Linked DNA regions of Homo sapiens: region 2 is linked to region 1. A link is a loop called in an ENCODE intact Hi-C map of the cell type or tissue named here. Cell type or tissue: heart right ventricle. All regions are shown on one strand.

Evidence for each region. Hi-C counts contacts between places; a loop is a spot of excess contacts. Peaks named below come from ENCODE experiments on the same cell type or tissue, not always from the same donor. Only the 100,000 strongest peaks of a DNase experiment are listed, where the experiment ranks them.
Region 2: it touches region 1 in a loop (4-fold over the local background); 77 of 110 quality-filtered maps call a loop at or near these places.

The regions. Positions count from the first base shown.
Region 1 is chr16:19,710,336-19,715,335 of GRCh38, reverse strand. KNOP1 (lysine rich nucleolar protein 1) reads left to right here. Exons shown (of 5, transcript NM_001012991.3): 2 at 299-1,218; 3 at 3,896-3,964; 4 at 4,750-4,827. The coding sequence starts at 301. Among named protein-coding and RNA genes, the nearest start is that of KNOP1, 5.4 kb to the left of the region's middle. RefSeq lists enhancers at 2,655-3,380, 4,106-4,832, 4,833-5,000 and a silencer at 4,475-4,769. In heart right ventricle, no CTCF peak of the experiment used is centred here; no DNase peak of the experiment used is centred here; H3K4me3 peaks cover 747 bases; H3K27ac peaks cover 1,471 bases.
Region 2 is chr16:19,870,274-19,875,273 of GRCh38, reverse strand. GPRC5B (G protein-coupled receptor class C group 5 member B) reads left to right here. Exons shown (of 4, transcript NM_016235.3): 2 at 2,428-3,458. The coding sequence starts at 2,429. Among named protein-coding and RNA genes, the nearest start is that of GPRC5B, 12 kb to the left of the region's middle. RefSeq lists an enhancer at 2,592-3,092. In heart right ventricle, no CTCF peak of the experiment used is centred here; no DNase peak of the experiment used is centred here; H3K27ac peaks cover 1,771 bases.

The DNA of each region.
Region 1 (5,000 bases):
TGAGGAGGGAGGTGTTATATTCCCCCATTTTCCAGATGGAGAAATTGAGGCTCAGGGAGGTTAGCTGATTTACTTAAGGTGAGAGAGGCATTTAGGTTTGAACCTAGGGCTGTGTGGATTTAAAATTTACGCTGTTTCTGTAGTATTTCTTTTTTTGCTTTAAAGGAATCATGTCCATTTTCCCTGTCCCACAACGCTTTGACCACCCACTCAAAGAAACATGGCTCTTGGCAATGCTTAGTAGAATTGAACACAGGATGGCTTGGTATGGGATAACTTGTACCATTTGTTTTTTCAGGAATGATCACCAAGACACACAAAGTAGACCTTGGGCTCCCAGAGAAGAAAAAGAAGAAGAAAGTGGTCAAAGAACCAGAGACTCGATACTCAGTTTTAAACAATGATGATTACTTTGCTGATGTTTCTCCTTTAAGAGCTACATCCCCCTCTAAGAGTGTGGCCCATGGGCAGGCACCTGAGATGCCTCTAGTGAAGAAAAAGAAGAAGAAAAAGAAGGGTGTCAGCACCCTTTGCGAGGAGCATGTAGAACCTGAGACCACGCTGCCTGCTAGACGGACAGAGAAGTCACCCAGCCTCAGGAAGCAGGTGTTTGGCCACTTGGAGTTCCTCAGTGGGGAAAAGAAAAATAAGAAGTCACCTCTAGCCATGTCCCATGCCTCTGGGGTGAAAACCTCCCCAGACCCTAGACAGGGTGAGGAGGAAACCAGAGTTGGCAAGAAGCTCAAAAAACACAAGAAGGAAAAAAAGGGGGCCCAGGACCCCACAGCCTTCTCGGTCCAGGACCCTTGGTTCTGTGAGGCCAGGGAGGCCAGGGATGTTGGGGACACTTGCTCAGTGGGGAAGAAGGATGAGGAACAGGCAGCCTTGGGGCAGAAACGGAAGCGGAAGAGCCCCAGAGAACACAATGGGAAGGTGAAGAAGAAAAAAAAAATCCACCAGGAGGGAGATGCCCTCCCAGGCCACTCCAAGCCCTCCAGGTCCATGGAGAGCAGCCCTAGGAAAGGAAGTAAAAAGAAGCCAGTCAAAGTTGAGGCTCCGGAATACATCCCCATAAGTGATGACCCTAAGGCCTCCGCAAAGAAAAAGATGAAGTCCAAAAAGAAGGTAGAGCAGCCAGTCATCGAGGAGCCAGCTCTGAAAAGGAAGAAAAAGAAGAAGAGGAAAGAGAGTGGGGTAGCAGGAGACCCTTGGAAGGAGGTAGTTTTTCCTTCAGAAATGGACTTTGCCGTGGGAGAATTAAGGGTGGGGTTTGGGAGGGGTGTGTAGGCGTGTGTGCATGTTTGTACATGCACGAGTACTCATGCTTTTAGCTAAAACCCTGGTTAAATTAATTTCAGCCAGAATAGGGAGTTTATTGATATATGCAATTGGAAAGGTTATGGTTAACTAGCTTCAGGTATGGCTGGATCTAGGGGCTCATGCAGTATCATCGATAATTGCAGGTATCCTTTGCTACTGAAACCACCCAAGTTTTCCCTGTCTGCCGTTGGGGTCTGAATTAACTGGGATCAATTTTTCAGATGAATCCCTTGCTTTCTGAACTCTTGCCACTTGCTATCCAAAACTCAGGAACCAAGTAACATGAGATAACGTAGTGCCTGTAGCTATCTGAGTATCATCACAGCTCAGTATACACAATTTATACATCAAATAGATTTGGGTAGCCGGAGATGCCTGTATGAGATTTCCTCAGCTCTGGGCTTTGTATTTTTCTATCTTGGTTTATGGCCCATCCTCCTCCTCCACCTCCATCACATTGTGACCTGATGGTCCCGGCAGCTCTAGGCTTTCATCCCAGCAGTTCAGCCACCCCCAAAGGAAGAAGGGTGGCCCCTGTAAATCTATGACAGAAGTCTCAGGGCCACTATCGCAGGCCTCAGTTGGGTCAATCTATCCAGAAGCTCTAATCTAAAACCAAAGGTGGCCGGGTGCGGTGGCTCATGCTTGTAATCCCAGCACTTTGGGAGACCAAGGCAGGCAGATCACTTGAGGCCAGGAGTTCGAGACCAGCCTGGCCAACATGGTGAAACCCCATCTCTACTAAAAATACAGAAACTAGCTGGGCATGATGGCAGGCGCCTGTATTCCCAGCTACTCGTGAGGCTGAGGCACGAGAATTGCTTAAACCTGGGAGGTGGAGGTTGCAGTGGGCCGACATGCCACTGCACTCCAGCCTGGGTGACAGAGCGGGACTGTCTCAAAAAAAAAAAACTTGAGGTGAAGGACAGGGCGGGTATCAGTCCTAACTAAACCACACCGTCTGAGATGCGGGGAGGCAGTTTCTGAGAGGAAAACTGGAGTTCTGTTACCAGGAGGGAAGGAGTGGATGATGGCTTGGTGAAAACCACAGAGACCTGCTGTCTTCAGCCTGCCAGGCTGCCTGGAGTGGGAGAGGGAGGCCTGAGGTGAGCCGGAGGGCTGGTGGCTCCCCAGACCCACAGCCTTTCCCAGCTGAGCCCCTTCCAGGGCCAGGCCCCCATTCCTGTCCTCAGGTGTGTGCACGGACGTGTGGGCCGAAACGATGGTGTGTGTCTTGTTTCAGGGTGTGTGTCCTGCTCCAGACAGTGTCCGGCCCTTCCGTGTGGCCGGTGGCTGACATTTCTTGAGTGTTTACTGTATGCCCAGACTGCTTTGTATCAACCCATCTCATCCTCCTACCTGTCTGGTGAGGTAGCTGCTGTGGGCACCCCCATTTGACAGATCAGGAAACTGAGGCTCCAGAGACTTAATACCTTGTCTAAGGCCACACAGCTGGCAAGAGGTGGAGTTGGGATTCAAACTCAGCTAGTCTGGCTTCTGAAGTTGGCATTTATCCCTTCTCAGAAACCATCTATGTAACCTCTTGTAGAAGCCGGTATTAGTAGAGCCCCAGAAATGACCATCTTTCCATTAGCATAAACCCCAGATTCTCTTCCGAGCTCTGCACCAATCTGCTGGGTGACCTTGGACCACCCATTGCTCGGTTAGAGGGGGAGGGGAGTGGAGGGGTGGCCTCCATATCAAAGGCCTCCAGGTGTTAGCTTTGGTTGCTAGGATTTTCCCAGCTTTGCCCTAGTCCATTAGCCTTGGTTTTACCAGCATCTTCCTTTATTCAGAAACTTGGAGTTGGGAGGAACCCTAGAGGCTTGGGCCCAGCCGCCATCAGACTCTAGAATCCCTTCTCCCAGGAGCTCAGTGAAAGGGAGTTCCCTCTGCTTAACATCTGTGGGGGGACTCTACCTCCCACAGCAGCCCACCCAGTCCAGCAAATGCACATGTGTTGCAGGCCTGGATGAGTGATGGGAATGGAGAGGGCTTCCAGGGTCATCACACACGTGACGCTAGGTGCCAGGCACAGCACACTTCTCAAGTGAGGACGCATGAAATGTCAGCATTTGTCGTTACTGAAGAACCCCAAGAAAGTGGCCGGCCTGAGGTCTCGCTGTTGGAGGGTGTCTTCAGGGCCAAGGCGGGTGGGAGAGCATGGTGCATGTTAGTGTGGTCCTTGGCCTCTGTCCTGTAGTTTGGTGTCACCGTAGGAGGTAGGTGACGTGTGTAGTGGGAAAGGTCGGACACCAAGCCCTGGGTCAGGAGATGTGGGTTAGAATCACCAGTCCCTGAGCCGTGGGGTAACCTTGTAGTCACTTTACCTGTCTGAGTCTCAGTTTCTTCATCCGTCAAATAGTTTAGTACTACTGTTTTGCGGGAGAATTGTGGAAGAGAAGGGATGGGAAGGGCTTTGCTGACTGAGATGTTTCTAGGTGGCAGGGCTGGGGGTGATGCCGTGGTCTGAGGTCTTTTCTGGACTTTGTCATGGTCTCACCCTGGCTGGGTGCAGAGGCAGAGGCCATTCATTGTAAACTTGAACCTTAGCCAGCTCTGCCCTCTCCTGCAGGAAACAGACACGGACTTAGAGGTGGTGTTGGAAAAAAAAGGCAACATGGATGAGGCGCACATAGACCAGGTACAGCCCAGACCCTCCTCAGGCCCCTCCCGCTGCCTCCTGCCACCCTTGGAGTCTCACTTGCTGCCTGCCAGGCTGGCTAGGTGATCCTGGTCTCAGGGGCACCAGGGACTCCAGAGGCCACTGGGCCAGCTGCCAACGCACACCTCCCGGGCCGGGAATGCGTGCTTTCCCCATCCTCATGCTGGGGGCCCTTCCGGCTGCCGTGGCCATGGCCGAGAGGCCCGACTGGCCATTCCCTGTTACTTGCTGCAGGATGTGGGGGACATGTCCCTAAGACCCTGCAGCTGGGCAGGTGACACATGCTGCCACCCCCTGGGCTAATTCAGGAGCATTTAGAGGAGAAGTTTTGTTGTGAATCAGCTTCCGCTTCTGTCGTTCCCATATCCCGTGGCAAATGCATCCCTGTGGGAAGTGGACTTTCTGGCCTTGGGGATTTTTTTTTTTTTTTTTTTTTTTTGAGACGGAGTCTCACTCTGTCCCCCAGGCTGGAGTGCCGTGGCGTGATCTTGGCTCACTGCAAGCTCTTAAGCCTCAGTTTCTAGGAAAATTCATTCTTAAGAGGCTAAAGAGGATAAATGAGCCTGCCCAGTGTAGGCCAAGGGGCGCAGCCCTTGAGATGCTAAGAGAATACTTATGATAGCAGCTTCCCATTGTTTGTAGCAGAGTCAAGCTGTGTTAGTTCCTCCCACGTTCCGTTCCCCCAGCCCCGTCTCTGTCCTGGGTTTTAAGCTTGAAAGAAGATCTCTGTCTGACGGCCCTCTTCTGTCATCCTTCTTGCTCAGGTGAGGCGAAAGGCCTTGCAAGAAGAGATCGATCGCGAGTCAGGCAAAACGGAAGCTTCTGAAACCAGGAAGTGGACGGTAAGTTTGGGGCTAGGGCTCTGCGAGGAGGTGGCACGCTCGGCCTCCCGACGCTTCCCCTCGCCTCCAGCATGAGGAGTGGAGCAGGAGAACCAAGTATGTCCAGGCCCCAGAGGCAGCCCTAGCCTGCAGCAGGCTCCCTCCACAGCAGAATTTGTCCTGAGCTAATTTCC
Region 2 (5,000 bases), 160 kb before region 1:
CCTGAGCAGGATGCTGGGGCGGAATGCTGGCCGGATGCCTTCTATTCTGAGGCTGCCTCCTCTCATCAGTAGGCAAAGGACATGAGCCCGACAGCCCCAGGCACCTTTTCCTTCAGTAACATCAATAATTTATGCCACTGGAAAGCCTCACAGCCAGGGCAGGATCTGAGATGCTCACAGGATCTCTGTAACAGTGAGGTGGTCGATACCGCATTTACTTAGGGAAGCCCCAGGGACGTACTGGAGCCCGGGGAGAGCAGCTGGTCACAACCCCACACGTGGGTTGAGCTGGGGCAGTAAGTCTGGCTTGAGAGGCCAGGAAACAAGCATCCAGCCAGCTGTGCGGGCTGTGGCTTTCCTAAAGACCAGGCTCCCTTCAAAAGCAAGGGGCCGTTAGAGAAAAAAAAAAAAAAAGGGAAGGAGCTGGTAGCCGTGAGGTAGGGGACAGTCCTCACTATGTTTCTCATTCATTCAGTATTTACTAAACATCGTGCCAGGTGCTGTGTGTCGAGCTTGAGTCTACAGCCATGGTTCTCATCCAGGTGATTTTGCTCCCCCAGGGGACATCTAGCACTGTCTAGAGACATTTTGGGTTGTCACAGTTGGAGGAGGGGACGTGCTACCGGTATCCAGTGGGTAGAACCCAGCGATGCTGCTAAGCATCCTGCAACGCACAGTCCCCCATGACAGAGAACAACCCAGCCCAAATGTCAGTCGTGCCAAGACTGAAGGAGCCTTGTCTGCCGGTGAACAAGAGAGACCATGTCCCTGCCCTGCCACGTCTTGCAATGGAGGAAGTGAGGATGGGAGGACAGGAGGAAGGGAAGGCAGAAACAAAGTAAACAGCCAAAAAATGACAGACGTGATTAGACCAGAGGCTGTGGTGGAGAGGACTGGGGTGTGACCTTGGCCAAGTCTGAGTTGATGGCATCAGAGCTGAGCTCAGCACTGGGAGGAGGAGTGGCCAGGCAGAGGGAGCAGAGGGGCAAGAGGAGACTTGGGTTAGGCCCATCGCTGAGGCTGCTGTGTGGACTCCAGCTCGTATATGGGCAAGAGAGAGGGCAGCAGGGAGAATTCTGCAGGTTTCCCAGGGAGAGAGGCACTCTGGGGAATCCTCCAGAGATGTTCTAGAGAGCGAGCGTGGGAGGTGAGGGAGAGACGCAGCCTGGAACCAAGGAAGACAGCTGCTTTTGTGTTTACTACATTTGAAATGCTGGGATTCCAGCACTTTGGGAGGCCGAGGCGGGTGGATCACCTGAGGTCAGGAGTTCGAGACCAGCCTGGCCAACATGGTGAAACCTAGTCTCTACTAGAAATACAAAAAAATTTAGCCAGGCGTGGTGGCGCACGCCTGTAATCCCAGCTACTCAGGAGGCTGAGGCAGGAGAATCGTTTGAACCTGGGGAATCAGAGGCTGTAGTGAGCCTCCGATTGCGCCACTGCACTCCAGCCTGGGCGACAGACAGACTCCGTCTCAAATAAAAACAAAAAAGGAAAGAAATGCTGGGAGCCCGCGGAGTGAGGTCGCACCCAGGAGTTGAGTTGTGTGACCTTGTGCAAAGGTTGTCACCTCCTGGAGACTCTGTATTGTCACCTGTAAGATGGAGGTCCTAATAGGAGCTGTCTCACAGGGCATTGTGAGGACTGGATGTGTCCAATTCCTGGCTGTTAGCTGTTAGCCTCGAGAGGCTGAGACCAGGTAATGTGTGCCACTCATTCTCCCAGTGCAGCACTTGGCCTGTGGCTGTGTCTTTAAAGTTTCATTTTTTTCCCCTTATTTTTCTTTCTTTGGTTTTTTTTTTTTTTTTTGGAGACGGAGTCTAGCTCTGTCGCCCAAGCTGGAGTTTAGTGGCACGAGCTCAGCTCACTGCAACCTTCGCCTCCCAGGTTCAAGCAATTCTGCTGCCTCAGCCTCCCAAGTAGCTGGGATTACAGGCGCCCGCCACCATGCCCAGCTAATTTTTGTATTTTTTAGTAGAGACGGTGTTTTACTGTGTTGGCCAGGCTGGTCTTGAACTCCTGACCTCGTGATCCGCCCGCCTCTGCCTCCCAAACTGCTGGGATTACAAGCATGAGCCACCACGCCCAGCCTTCCTCTTATTTTTCAAGAGGTCAGATGTGGCACAGAGTATCCAATTCAAAGAATACAAAAGGGTATACAGAGAAGTTGGCCTCCCTCCTACCCTGTCCTTCAGCCACCAGTGATGATGATTCACGGTTCTTCACTGCACCCAGCCAAGGGTACAGATGGGTCCCAAAACCTCCGTGCCTGAGGAAAGGAGCACGTTTTCCTATGTGTGCAAAGGTGCCGTGTGCGCTTGCAGGTTTGAAATGAGGCGAGTCTTCTTCAAGAAGTCAGGAGAGGGGGAGTCTTCCAATGAATTCATCTTTCCTTCCCCCCAACCATTCCCCTCTTGGCTTTTCTAGAATGTTCGTGGCATCAGAGAGAAAGATGAGAGCTCACCAGGTGCTCACCTTCCTCCTGCTCTTCGTGATCACCTCGGTGGCCTCTGAAAACGCCAGCACATCCCGAGGCTGTGGGCTGGACCTCCTCCCTCAGTACGTGTCCCTGTGCGACCTGGACGCCATCTGGGGCATTGTGGTGGAGGCGGTGGCCGGGGCGGGCGCCCTGATCACACTGCTCCTGATGCTCATCCTCCTGGTGCGGCTGCCCTTCATCAAGGAGAAGGAGAAGAAGAGCCCTGTGGGCCTCCACTTTCTGTTCCTCCTGGGGACCCTGGGCCTCTTTGGGCTGACGTTTGCCTTCATCATCCAGGAGGACGAGACCATCTGCTCTGTCCGCCGCTTCCTCTGGGGCGTCCTCTTTGCGCTCTGCTTCTCCTGCCTGCTGAGCCAGGCATGGCGCGTGCGGAGGCTGGTGCGGCATGGCACGGGCCCCGCGGGCTGGCAGCTGGTGGGCCTGGCGCTGTGCCTGATGCTGGTGCAAGTCATCATCGCTGTGGAGTGGCTGGTGCTCACCGTGCTGCGTGACACAAGGCCAGCCTGCGCCTACGAGCCCATGGACTTTGTGATGGCCCTCATCTACGACATGGTACTGCTTGTGGTCACCCTGGGGCTGGCCCTCTTCACTCTGTGCGGCAAGTTCAAGAGGTGGAAGCTGAACGGGGCCTTCCTCCTCATCACAGCCTTCCTCTCTGTGCTCATCTGGGTGGCCTGGATGACCATGTACCTCTTCGGCAATGTCAAGCTGCAGCAGGGGGATGCCTGGAACGACCCCACCTTGGCCATCACGCTGGCGGCCAGCGGCTGGGTCTTCGTCATCTTCCACGCCATCCCTGAGATCCACTGCACCCTTCTGCCAGCCCTGCAGGAGAACACGCCCAACTACTTCGACACGTCGCAGCCCAGGATGCGGGAGACGGCCTTCGAGGAGGACGTGCAGCTGCCGCGGGCCTATATGGAGAACAAGGCCTTCTCCATGGATGAACACAATGCAGGTAAAGTGGGCACCACCCGGCTGGGTCAGGCCGGGGGACCATTCATCTCAAAAGATACTCTTCTTCCTCTTCAGTGGGGATGGGCGGTCCCAGTACCTGGGGCAGTCCTAGCAGATCAGAACCCACAAATGTTGACTCCTGGGCTGAAACTGACCCAGATATGGGTTTGGGTTGTTTGTTTGTCTGTTTGTTTGAGACAGATTTTCGCTCTTGTCACCCAGGCTGGAGCACAATGGTGCAATCTCAGCTCACTGCAACCTCCGCCTCCTGGGTTCAAGTGATTCTGCTGTCTCAGCCTCCCAAGTAGCTGGGACTATAGGCGTGTGCCACCACGCCCAGCTAATTTTTGTATTTTTAGTAGAGATGGGGTTTCACCATATTGGCCAGCTTGGTCTTGAACTCCTGACCTCAGCTGATATGCCCACCTCGGCCTCCCAAAGTGCTGGGATTACAGGAGTGAGCCACCACGCCCAGCAGGGTTTGGGTTTTTTGTTTTTTGTTTTTTTCTTTCTTTCTTTTTTTTTTTTTTTTTTTGAGACAGGGTCTTGTTCTGTTGCCCAGGCTGAGTGCAACAGTGTGATCATAGCTCACTGCAGCCTCGAACTCCTGGCTAAAGCAATCCTCCCAACTCAGCCTCCTGAGTAGCTGGAACTGCATGCATACGCCACCATGTCCAGCTACTTTTTTTATTCTTTTTAGAGACAGGGTCTCATTATGTGGCCCAGGCAGGTCTCAAACTCCGGGGCTCAAATGATCCTCCCGCCTCAGCCTCCCAAAACTCTGGCATGAGCCACTATGCTCAGCCTCAGATATGGATTTTTATTAAGCTTTTTTTTTTTCCCTACCAATTGCCAGCCAATTTATTTTAAAAATACAGGTTTCTGGCTTCTTTTGCAAAGTCAAATCTGGCAACACTGGACCAACATTTCCACCAGGCTGCAATGGTCTGAAACTGACTTGAGCCCATGTGCACTGGAAGGGCCCTGCCTCTGGCCCCTCCTGGACTTGTGGCTGCCCTTTAGATGGGAATCCACTTTTCTGTTCACCGCACTCTCTACCGCTCTCTATTGCACCTGACCCAGCTGCTATATAGGATAGTAACATTAATTCCCTGGCTCCCCCAAAGCATTTGAGTCTTCAACCCATGTGCTGGATGGATGTAGGGGGCCACAGCGGGGATTGCTCCCATCCCCTCTCCTAGCTCAGTTACCGGGAATGTACTAATTTGGGCCCTGGAGGCAGATGTCTGCGTTCAAATTTTGCCTCTGCCACTTCCTAGATGTGTGGCTTTGAGGAAATTATATTACTTTCGTGAGCCTCAGTTTTTCTCATCTGTGAACTAGAAATAGTAAGAGACTGTACCTCATAGAGCTGTTAGGAGAAGGAACACAGTGAGTACAAAGCCCTCTTGGTACCTGGTATGTTCTCTGTGCATCTGACTTGGCTTCCACTGAAAGAAGAATCTGAGACACAAGGGCTCCAGTGCAGGTGGTTTCGTGGGGAAGTGGTCCCTGCAAGGGAGAGGACAGGGAGAATGAGACT